Linked DNA regions of Homo sapiens: region 2 is linked to region 1. A link is a contact called in ENCODE Hi-C or POLR2A ChIA-PET data. All regions are on one chromosome and are shown on one strand. Each heading gives the region's core, a stretch centred on a gene start or an enhancer-like site at or near the end of the contact. The rest is flanking DNA. Distances are from core to core; before and after follow the strand shown.

Region 1 (5,948 bases), core at 1,898-4,397:
CCTCTTCCTGTAGAATCCGAATCTTAAGAATCAGAGCCCGGTTTTCTGTCTCCTAATTCATTGTGAGAAAAATAATTAAAATATATTTAAGATGTTTATGAAAATACCACATATTTACCTCCAAGGCTGACATTCTCTACCAACTTTGAATGTAGCATTCACCTATCACAAATGAGCCTACTCTGAAAATATTTTCAATGTGGGGTTAAGCCTTGGCCTACAGGTACTTGGGGATCTAAGTGAAGTCATTCTCCTCCTGGACTCAATGTAACTATGGTTGTTAGGGAGGAAAAGACAAAAGAAACAAAAAAGTAACAACCTGGCTTCTTTCCCTGCTACTTCATTTATGACAGGTAGTTGTAAACTCAGCTATTTAAATAGCACCTTGAAATCACAGAGCTCTAGAGTTCTATTTGAAGCTGTGGATATTCTCAGATGCAACATCATCACAACATATGAGCATCAAAAACTGTTTTACAATTAACAGCCTCAAATTCAGAACCATCAGAAAAAAAAAATCAATATATTTCAGGACAGGCTATTTGCCAAAATGTTAACAGTAAATTTCAAGGGTAGGTTAAGAATTTTGCAAAACTTTTTATTTGTTAATATGCATTTCTTTATTTTTATAAAGTAAATAGGTATTACCTTTATAATATAAAAATGAAAGAAAAAATATCTCAAGCTAGGATTTCATTGACACAATAATAAACACCTGCTCCCCATCCATGTACTTAAAATCTGAATACCTGAGTTCAATTCTGGCCCTACTTTTTCTTTTTTTTTTTTTTTTTTTGAGACGAAGTCTCGCTCTTGTTGCCCAGGCTGGGGTACAATAGTGCGATCTCGGTTCACTGCAACCTCCACCTCCCGGGTTCAAGTGATTCTCCTGCCTCAGCCTCCCGAGTAGCCAGACTTACAGGCACTTGCCACCACACCTGGCTACTTTTTGTATTTTTAGTAGAGACAGGGTTTCACCATGTTGGCCAGGCTGGCCTCGAACTCCTGACCCCAGGTGATCTGCCCACCTCAGCCTCCCAAAGTACTGGGATTACAGGCGTGAGCCACCACGCCCGGTGGCCCTACCATTTTTTAAAAAATTGACAGATAAATAACATCATGTGCTTTTACCATGTATAACATGATGTTCTAAAGTACATATATACCATAGAATGGTTAATTTAGCTCTATCATTTATTAGACAATTGACTTTGAACAATTAAAAACTTCCTCTGGACTTTATTGCTCTATTACATTTTTTAGTACACAAAAATATAGCAACTTCTGTTTCTACCTTACAGATTTTCTGTTATTACCTATGAGATGAAGTATCAACTAAATCTTTTAAAATTATAAAACACTACAAAATGCAAATGATTAGGATTCCGTATCTAGGACTCTGAACTTTATTTTTATTTATTTATTTATTTTTTGAGACCAAGTCTCAGACACCCAGGCTGGAATGCAGTGGTGCAATCTTGGCTCACTGCAGCCTCCACCTCCTAGGTTCAAGCAATCCTCCCACCTCAGCCTCCCAAGTAGCTGGGATTACAAGTGTGTGTCACCACGCCTGGCTAATTTCTATATTTTTAGTTGAGATGGGGTTTCACCATGTTGGCCAAGCTTGTCTTGAACTCCTGACCTCAAGTGACCCACCCGCCTCAGCCTCCCAAAGTGCAGGCCAAAATTCTGCACTTTAATCAATAGCAATTTAACATTACCAATTCCTAACAGGAAAGAAAGGACATTGAATGCTTTACATGCGCTAGCTCATTTATCCCTCCCAGCCCTAGGGTAAGTAGTATTGTTATCTCCATTTTATCTAGGAGGACCCACGGGCTTAGAGTGACTATGTGGCAGGGCTAAAGTCACACAGCCCTTGGAGCCGGAGCTTGAAGGAAGGCAGTCTGACTCCCAAGCGTGGGCTCTTGACCAGTTCTCTCCATTGCCTTCAGTTAGAAGCTCCTTAGTGGTCCCAGATTGAGTCTTTCCTATAATGCATCCATATAGACTTGCAGGGTCACAAAAGACCTGGCATTCAATGATCTAGTCCCCATATTTTACTACTGAGGCAAGAGCTAAGCTAAACAAAGTTATTTTGTTTGTGGGAGGTCATAAGGGACTGCCACAGGGCTGGAACCAAGTCTCTCCAAGATTTAGAGACTCTAAAAACAGTTTTGCAACTGATACCTGAAACAAATTAGTCGGAATGACTTTCAGCCACTCCTTACCATAGTTAATGATACTAGAGTACTGCTGGCATCTATCAGGATTTTGAAGACTATTACTAATTCTTTATACAACAGTTGAACCTTCTCAATAAAAATGATCACTTCTCTGGCATCTGACTTAAAGTTTAGTCTAAATGACTCTTTTGCTCTGAAATTATAAGCCTGTGCTTATTTAGCATAAGGAATGATTTATGGAGCTTCTCAGTAACCTGCAAGTACTGAGATAACTGTTTTTTTTTAAATCTGAGAAAAAAGGTGAAAGTTTCACAGATTTTTTTTAATTCAAGTGGTTTTTAGTATCAGATATTTTTGAATTCTCCTATCGACTTTAGGAGGCATTCCAGATATTTTCTGGGTTTTCAGAAACTATTGTGAATGTGACTGAGAAATATGTAAAAAATTTAAATCTTGATTGAAAAGGAGGCCAAGCACAGTGGCTCATGCCTATAATCCCAACACTTTGGGAAGCTGAAGTGAGAGGATCGCTTGAGCCTGGGAGGTCGAGGCTGGAGTGAGCCACGATCCTGCCACTGCACTCCAGCCTGGGCAACAAAGCAAGATCCTGTCTCAAAAAAAAAGAAAAAAAGAAAAAAAAAAAAAGAAAAGAAAGAAAGAAAAGGAAAACACAGATTTAAAAAAATCCTACCTGCCTTTACTTTTCTAAAGTGTTACCAATTCATTCATCAGGATATTGACTTCTGATGTTCCACCGGATAAGTCCTCTTGTATATTTCAGTTATGTAAATTATACGCCAAATTCAAAGTACTATAATAGATGACTTACTAATTGTTTGCTCTGGGCTACAATCATGCTCTTCTGCTCTTCTGAAGCATTCATACTAAGTTTCAGTTCCTCCAGTTCTTCTTTTAACAGATTTGTTCTCATAATAGCCTGGTGGGCACTGTGGGGGTGGGGGGAGAAGGCCATGAGCAAAACCTCAAATATAACCGTCAAAGACACTAAGAACAGCCAAGGACTATTTTGGACCCAAGTTGAAAACCACTAAAGGCTTAAACCAGATGCCCGCATAGTAAAAATATACCCATGATCTTTCAGTCCTTGGAAAAGGAAGGAATTTGGAGAAAATGGGGAGTGGGGAATGGAGACTATGGGGAAAACAGACAAATGTATTCCTGAAGCTAAAGATTTAGAGGATCCCTTTGAAAATCATCACTGGCTGAATTACCTGGTTCTTTCCCCCTACTAAGAAGATGTAATGTTAGTTAATGCAGTTCCACAAATATTAATTGAATAATACCATGTTCTAGGTGCTCTACAATGCAGGCTACAATGGTGAACAAAAGGGACATGGTCCTTGGCCTTATAGAGCTTACATACTATGGAGGGAGATGACAACTAAACAAATAAATAATTACCAAGTCTCTATATGACATATTCTATAAAGAAGTTTATCATACTGTTGATTATAACAAAGCATTGGAAAAAAAACCTAAACATCCACCAACAGGAAACTGATTAAATGAATTATGGTAATCCATATCATGAAGTTACCTACCTGTAGCTCCCGTTAGATTATAGACTGTTCCCTTAGGAACAAAGCCTTCAAAGGAGATACAATTTTTTTCCTAAGAAATTACATTGATCATTTAACAAATACTAATTGAGTGCTGAACCTGTCCCAGGCACTGTGCTAGGCATTGAAGAAGGGAAGAATGACTGAATCCGGAGAATTCTACTCATCTGGAGTTTATAGCCTAGTGGGGTAAACAGACAATCATACTGACAATACAGTATGATAAGAATCAAAAGAAATAAGGGTTTCTGGCTTTTAGGTAACTAGAAGGAAAGTAGTGCTGTTCTACAGTAGGTATTCTACTAAGCACTAGGCTAAACAGGATGAATATGACATAGTTCCTCCCATCAAGGAGGTCACAGTGATATAAACAGGAGGCAGGGAAACACTAGGTAGAAAAGGGCAGGGTTCCTGGCAAGGGTTCCACCCTCAAACCTGGACCCATGGCCTTAAATGAGAACTTCGCATCCCTGATTTCCCACCTGAATGCTGCCTTTTGACCCACCATGCCCCCTATCCTGTACCCACAAAAACTCCAAGCTCCACTGGCAGAGGAGCAGAGCAGTGTGGAAGAGAAGGAGAGAAGAGAAGAAGCTCTGAACATCAAGAGGAGAAGAGGCAGCTGGACATCAGAGACTAAGGTCAGAGAGAAGTTTGGCCAGGGACTGTCAGAGAGGAGTTTGGCTGGGACAGCTAAACTCCAGGGGAAGATTATCTTTCCACACCATCCCCTTTCCAGCTCCCCATCCTGCTGAGAGCCACTTCCACCACTCGATACAATCTCCACATTCACCATCCTTCAAGTTTGTGTGACCTGATTCTTCCTGGATGTTGGACAAGAACCTGGGTACCAAGAGGGTAGGGTGTAAAAGGCTGTCACCCTGATCCTCCACTGAGCTAGTTTAACTCTTAGCTGTCCATAGATGGCAAATGCTAAAAGAGTATTGCTTGTAACACATGCCCTCTGGGGCTCCAGAGGTTGTGGGCAACCCCTAGATGCTGCCACAGGCTGGTATGGGGTTTGTTCCTCCTGGCACCTAAAGGCACTCACCCCAGCTCCTACACCTGCTCACCTGCATGCTCCCCCTCCTGCAAGGGGTTTGAGCATGGCAGCTGAGCCAACAAGCCATCCCGGTTGCAAGTCCCACGAGGCAGTCAAGGGAACCCTCCCACCTCAATGGTTAATACAGAAAACAAATTACACTATGATGGGACAATTGGACAATATCAAAACTAGGTTGCGGGAACCCAAAGGAAACAGACAGTCTTCAGAAAGGATTAGGGGAAGGAGAAAAGAGAAAGACACGTGGCTTAATTTTGTAGACAGTGGCATTCTGATTGCCCATCTGGATTCTCCAGCCTTTCTGTCCATTATGTGAGTTACTTAATTCCTTTCTGATATATTTCTTGACTGCTTATTAAACCAGAGTTAGATTCCAGTGCTTGCAACCAAAAATCCTGACCAACATATTCATCCAAAGCAGTTTTGTTAAAGAAACTTTGAATTTTTATATTTCAGTTAAATAATAAATAAGCCAATTGTGAAATGAAGAGGACTTGAGGTAAGCAATTTTTTTAAAGATTAGTTTGGAGACTGGACTGGACAAGGTCAAAGATTTTGAGGATGAGAATGCTTTAGTGAAACATATGACTGGGCACAGTGGCTCCCCCTCCTGTAATCCCAGCACTTTGGGAGGATGAGGTGAGCAGATTGCTTGAGACCAGGCATTGTAGACCAACCTGGGCAACATGGCAAGACCTTGTCTCTACAAAAACACAAAAATTAGTCAGGCATGGTGGCATGCACCAGTAGTCCCAGCTACTTGAGGGGTGGGGGGTGAGGCCAGAAGATCACTTGAGCCTAGGAGACGGAGGTTGCATGCAGTGAGCTGAGATCGTGCCGCTGCACTACAGCCTGGGTGTCAAAGTGACACCCTGTCTCCAAAAAAAAAAAAAAAAAAAAGAAGAAAGAAAGAAACATTTCCACTCAAAAACTCCTGCACAAATGTTCATGGCAGCATTATTCCTAATAGCCAAAGAGTGGAAACACTCCAAATGTCCATCATCTGAAGAATGGATAAACAAAATCTGATATATCTATGCAACTGAATATTATTCAGCCAAAAAGAAATGAGGTAGAAATACACGCTACAACATGGATGAACCTTAAAAACATTATGCT
Region 2 (6,455 bases), core at 1,750-4,249, 180 kb after region 1:
GTCAGGCTGGTCTTGAACTCCTGACCTCAGGTGATCCACCGGCCTTGGCCTCCCAAAGTGCTGGGATTACAGGTGTGAGCCACTGCACCCGGCCGAGTTTCGATTTAAAGAAGCTCTAGAGGTTTTTTGTTTTTCGTTTTTTGTTTTTCTGGCTCTAGATGTACTGATTATTGAGATACTGAGATGTCACATTAAGGGATTTAAGTTACCATGATTGGAAGATTTGCTTCCTTATCCCTTCTGCAGTTCCCCAACAATTTTCCTATCTGAACACCTTGCATTGAGACACAGGTCTCAGATCAGGTCAATGGTCATTCACCATATACCGTATATAAAATGCTAGAGTAATAAATGCAGTGTACTGATTCTACTGGAAGGATTTTGTGTACTCTCTGGCTGTAATTGTTTTAACAATTGTTGCCTTTTCTACATATTTTGAAAATGTATCACAATCTCTCCAAATTTACTCTAGAACTCAATCTGATTAAAGAGCACCATTTTAAAAGATAAATCAATGTATCTTGGGATTGTAACTAGATCCTGGTTCATTCAAGACAATTTCATATATCCACTATAGATATCAATATTTCTCTATTATCTTTAATATCCTGAGTACTCATTACTTTTCTTTGCTGTTTTTTTTTATTAGTTGGCAGAGACCATAGGGGTTCAGTGAAGTGTTGGCAACGTGTATGATATTGAATTAAATGGCCAACGGTGGGAGAAAAACAGGCATTTATTTCTATTAGAATTTTGATAATCATACCAAATTTAGAAGCGTATTTTTAGACTTGTTTACATTCTTAGGTTGTTCATTTCACAGTAGTAATTATAGAGACTAGAAATATAAATGATGTTTCCAAATACTTATGAAGTCTCAGTGTTAGTAGTTTCAATTAAATTTTTTAAAATGCAGTTTATATTTGAAAGTAGCTACAGTAGCCTCTCTTGCTCTAATGTTATTTGGCTACAAAAAGAGGAAAATGGTAATTTAGATGTGGCTGAATTCAGAGCTAAGTACTAATTTTAGTGTTAGTTGCAGAGACTAACAAGATGAGTCTTATACTGCAGTCAGAGGTAGAATAAACAGAAGATATGGTGAGTAAGCCTTGTCCTGGGCTTGGCCATTGGTAGTCCTTGGCATATGAAAAACCAGATACAGATCATTCTCATCCTTCCATTCCTGCTGTTTGTACTTGGCACTGTTTGAAAATAAAATTTATACAGGAATATTTATGATTTATAAATTTGAGTTACTGTATGTGACATATAACAAAAGCTACACTTGGAAGATTGTAGCCAGTGTTGACCTCTGCACTTAGAAGATAATAGGCCGATTCAACCCTTCTTCCCATCTGCCCACTCTTACCCCCACCCCAAACTCCACCAAAAAACCACACAGCTCAAAACAAAAACAGTTACATCATTCAGAGGTGGTACCATCATTATTTTTATGGATGGGAGATGTCAGAATTTAAGTACACTCTGAATCAGAGCTACATGATTTAACCAGAAACACCAGAAACTGTCCTGGTGGAAAATTGTTCTTTATCCAAACAATAATCATGAAACATTTCCACCATGGCTTTTAAAGGTCAGAATAGAAATGAGTGAGTTTGTCTTCTGCCTCTTGCAAAATATACAAGACCTTAAGACTGTTAGTTACTATTCAGATTATGGTTGCCTGGGATAACTTTAGTTTTAATATACTCCTTCACTTTGGGGATGTTCATCTAACAGAACAAATAAAATTCAGAATAAGGAGAAAGGAAATAGAATATATATTTGAAGTAAATAGAATGTTAGGAAAAACCTTTGGGCTAAAAAAAAAGACATGCAATTCTGAAGTAACTTTGATTTATATCATATGATTTTAAGAAAATACAATGAACAAACGAGTTGAAAATCAGCACAATACTGATTTTCACAAACGTTACCGATAGGAGGTATAAACAGAGTTCTTTCGGTAATAGCCTGCCGTCTTTTCATGAGCGCCCACACACACTGCTCCTGTTGGTTGAGATGGCTGGTGCAGGAAGGTGGATGGGGTGGTGGATAGTGTGTGTTCAAAGCACAGTGCTGTGCACAGTCACTATGTGTGGCACTCAGCTTGTAACTCATGGGAGTTTTGATTTCAGTAACAGCACCCATGGTGGCAAGATCACACATCATCACTCTGTTGATGAGTAATTTAACCCATACGCTTGCTATTCACCATTTGAACAAAGCATTGTATCATATCCTGGACCCTGGAGATACCCTGAAAAATAAGACCCAGGCCTTGTGGTTGAGTTCACAGTCACTTTGGGAAAACAACCACAGCAGTGAATCTCGGTATTGCTCAGGCCACATCATGAGTCTTCTCGGACACGTCAGGCGTGTATACGGACTCGACTTGGAGCACTCTTCCTCAGATGTCTGTACCGCTTGCTCTTTGACATCCTCCAAATCTTTGCTTACAAATCCCATTCTCAGTCTGGCTTTCCTTGAGCTCTTAATCAAAATCATAAACTCCATTTCCCATTTCTCCTCAGCATTCCAGCATTCTCCATTGCTTTTCCTTCTTTGTTTCCCCCTGTGTAGTCTAACATACTATCAACACAATAAATGTTTACCTGTGTCTATTAGAAAGTAAGCAGGGAGATATGTCAGTTTTGTTCACTGCTGTATTCATAGAGCTTAAAACGGTAAACAGCACTCAATATGTATTTGTAGAATAAATGGCTAATTGTGCTGATGGTGTTTAGGGCACTTATGCAGACCTACATTCCTGGTTTCCATTAGTGTTTGACTTTGGGAAGTCACAGATGAATCCTGCTGTTATTGCTTCTAAATTCCTCATCTCCTAAAAATGACTTCTTTGTCAAAAACAAGCTGCATTTGTAGGTTCTGTTTTCCTCATGTTGGGCAATCTGGAGTGATTTCTGGCTCTTGTAAGTATGTTTGTGGTTGCAGAGGAAAATGAATATTTCTCACCCAAATGTTGTCATGTCATCATCTCTGTCTGGCAACCAGAGAAGCAGATGTTCTGTTCCTTGACCTCAGGCTAGTGGTTACAGTTCTGGGTGTTAAACATGTTTCACAAAACAGCACTTGCACATGCGGGGCTGCTGTTTTCATTTAACTTCATGTAGTCTCAGGGCTCAGCAAGCTTTAGGAAAGGTCCGGTTTGGGGGCACTGGAAGTGTGTGTGTGTGTGTACATATATATACACACACAAATAGATCCATACATTTATGTATCTAGTTGGCTAGCTATTGCAAAACACATGTTTATTTTGAGATCATCAACACTTCTAAACATGACAAAGAGTAGCCCTAAGAACATTGCCAAGAACAAATTTTCTCCTTTCCAGAAAGCAATTTTCAGCAGATGATTTTCAGAAACAAAATTCAAAAAAGCCATACTGCTGTATCCTAGCAAAGATAACTTATTCGTTTATTTTTTACTCAAAAACATTTATTATATACACTCTGGGCTAGGCACAATGCCCAGTTTTGAGGATAGAAGGATGAAGATAGAGTTTGGTATTCCAGATAGAGCTTGATTGTTGGGCATGTCTGATGTAACCCCAGTGGAGTGGGCGAGCCTAGAACCACCATGTATTGAGGGAGAGGGTGGTGGCCTCAGTGTCAGGACTCACTAGATTCAGACTCCTGGGTGTCAGAAGTGGGGAGGAAAGGGAGATGCTGAGTGCCAGAGGGTACTGTAAGGAGAGCTTGTGCAGCTGATGGATCATGCATGATGCCTGTGAACAATTGTCCTACTAGACCTCACAGTAGTTAGGGATGTCTGCAGTCATCTCACAGTAGAGCAGTAGCTCAGCTTTGGAGTTTTGTTTCTTGAATGTCTTCTTTTTTAACCGTACACGTGCTTGAGCTCACTCTGATAAGCCCATTACATTTGAATCTCAGAGAGCAAAGGCAGCATCTCCATACTTGTTGCTGATGCTCCACCAGGTTTGAAAATCACTAAAGATAGACTCTTAGGCTGGGTGCGGTGGCTCACATCTGTAATCTCAGCACTTTGGGAGGCCGAAGTGGGCAGATCATCTGAGCTCAGGAGTTCGAGACCAGCCTGACCAACATGGTGAAACCCCGTCTCTACTAAAAATACAAAAATTAGCCAGGCGTGGTGGCGCGTACCTGTAATCCCAGCTACTCAGGAGGCTGAGGCAGGAGAATCACTTGACCCTGGGAGGCAGAGGGTGCAGTGAGCTGAGATGGTGCCACTGCACTCCAGCCTGGGTAACCTAAAAAAAAAAAAAAAAAAAAAAAATTAGACTTTCCAAGGGCAGCGTGGAAGCAGTGACCAGCCTGAGTAGGCACGCACACTTCTTGGGGATAGCCTCCTCCATAGCATTCTTAGAAGGTTTGGTAATGACCAGTTTTTCTGAGTAAGACCCTATCTACATTATTCTAATTAGTAACCACCTTTCATCTGCTAAGGTAAATTTTCACTTCAGAATATTCCTCTTAAGACCATGCAATAACTCTTACTGTTTGTTGGTGGAAAACCATCTCATTATTTTACTGGTTAAGGGTAAACTGAAGATGATTAGATAACTTTCCTTCCTTCCCTCCCCCCTTCCTCCCTTCCTTCTCTTTCTTCCTTCCTTTCTCCCTCCCTCCCTCCCTCTCTCTTTCTTTCCTTCTCTCTTTCTTTTCTTTTCTTTTTTCTTTCTTTCTTTCTTTTTTCTTTCTTCCTTCCTTCGTTCCTTCCTCCCTCCCTCCCTCTCTCTCTTTCTTTCTTTCTCTTTTCTTTCTTTCTTTCTTTCTTTCTTTCTTTCTTTCTTTCTTTCTTTCTCTCTTTCTTTTCTTTCTTTCTTTCTTTCTCTTTCTCTTTCCTTCCTTCCTTCCTTTCTTTCTCTCTCTCTCCTTCCTTCCTTCCTTCTTTCCTTCCTTCCTTCTTTCCTTCCTTCCTTCTTTCTTCTTTTTTTAAATAAGGGTCTACCTGAAGTGTGAACTGATTTGGGAAATTTGATCATGCAGAACAGTAAAATTTTCTTTATGTTTGTTGCTAGCAAAATTGTGATGGTTTTTTAAAAAAATGGCTATTGATAATAAGGCATGCCTAATGTAGTGAAAGTTTGAAAATGTCCCAATTTCTGATTGACAGAAGAAGAACTGGCAACTCCTCCACTAGATGGCATCATTCTTCCAGGAGTGACAAGGCGGTGCATTCTGGACCTGGCACATCAGTGGGTGGGTGCCTTTGATATGAACAACTTTTGTAAGCCTGAAATAAAAAATAATCAAAATAAGCCCAGCCTAGTGTTGAAATAATATCCTGTGGTTCCAACCAATGTTATCTAATCTTTAAATTCTAACGTGAATGAAAAGTATTCTTCTAGAAGGGCTTTCTTGGCAAGACTATTAAAATAAGTATTGTTGATAGCAAGGGCAGAGAGAAACCAGTTTAGCAAGATGTCATAGTGGAGAAGTATTCTAGTAGTAGTCTCAGTCTACCAGGTATCTCCCACCAACTTTTGTCTGGTTCATACCTGATGTGCTTCCATCCAGACATTCCTTAACTTCCCAAGTCTGTGTTGCTTCCAAATGGCAATGATACTTCTTCCTTTCCTTTATTTATACCAGTGTAACCATGCTTGCCGTAGAAATGAAATAATTTCACTGACATATAAATGTTTACTAATATAACATTATTGGTTTGACTGCCTTCTTTTTCTCTCTGTCCTACCCCCATCCTCCAAAATTCATATACATGCCTATTTTAAAATCAGAACATGCAAGCAAATGTAAAGTTGTTTTCAGTAGACTTTCAAATTCGTGTGACACAGGCAAGCATATTAAACAATTTGGTGGACCGGGTGCAGTGGTTCATGCCTATAATTCTAGCATTTTGGGAGGCCAAGGCAGGAGGATCACTTAAGCCCAGGAATTCGAGACCAGCCTGGGCAACATAGTGAGACCCCGAATCTACAAAAAAATCAAAAACATTAGCTGAACATGGTGGTACATGCCTGTAGTCCCAGCTACTTGGAGGGGCTGAGGTGGGAGGATGGCATAAGATCTGGAGGTCAAGGTCGCAGTGAGCTATGATCAAGCCACTGCACTACAGCCTGAATACAGGGTGAGACCATGTCTCTAAAAGTAAATTAAATAAATAAATAAATAAATAAATAAATAAATAAATAAATAAAATAAAATTTAAAAAGGTTTGGTTTTGGAAATGACGTAATGTATTCAAGACAAATTATTGAATGAATTGGGTGTCTGGTAAAGGTTCTTGGATGGAACTTTTGACCCAGGTGTTAAAATGGTCTCCAAAGAACATGAAAAGGCTTTGAGCTTACTGTGGTCAAAGAGTACTAGTAGTAATAGGACAAATGTTTAGAAACACACACGTTATCTAGGAGCATACCAGCATGGTTTCTCTGGAAAAGACTTTCAAAATAGATGAAATGTGCTATAAATAATTCTACAAAACCCTGA

What was found. Hi-C counts contacts between places; a loop is a spot of excess contacts on that map. ChIA-PET counts read pairs that join two places held with the same protein, here RNA polymerase II (POLR2A). Pooled maps may share reads with other maps.
Region 2: a map with no recorded cell type shows a loop between it and region 1 (8-fold over the local background). The contact joins two enhancer-like sites. A Hi-C loop is called at or near these places in 3 of 37 single-sample maps with no recorded cell type and 3 of 50 pooled maps. POLR2A ChIA-PET finds 5 or more read pairs at or near these places in 1 of 52 experiments (WTC11).

Annotation. Positions count from the first base shown.
Region 1 is chr12:25,017,975-25,023,922 of GRCh38, reverse strand. It overlaps a transcript of IRAG2 not described here. Among named protein-coding and RNA genes, the nearest start is that of LINC02909, 23 kb to the right of the region's middle. Within about 2 kb of position 3,147, at least 3 of the 41 ENCODE cell types and tissues checked have a DNase peak (open chromatin) inside an H3K27ac peak, as active enhancers do.
Region 2 is chr12:24,835,260-24,841,714 of GRCh38, reverse strand. BCAT1 (branched chain amino acid transaminase 1) reads left to right here. Exons shown (of 11, transcript NM_005504.7): 8 at 5,119-5,204. It overlaps BCAT1-AS1 (BCAT1 antisense RNA 1), which reads right to left. Exons shown (of 4, transcript XR_007063245.1): 4 at 5,160-5,238. Among named protein-coding and RNA genes, the nearest start is that of BCAT1-AS1, 19 kb to the right of the region's middle. RefSeq lists a silencer at 1,914-2,103. Within about 2 kb of position 2,999, at least 7 of the 41 ENCODE cell types and tissues checked have a DNase peak (open chromatin) inside an H3K27ac peak, as active enhancers do.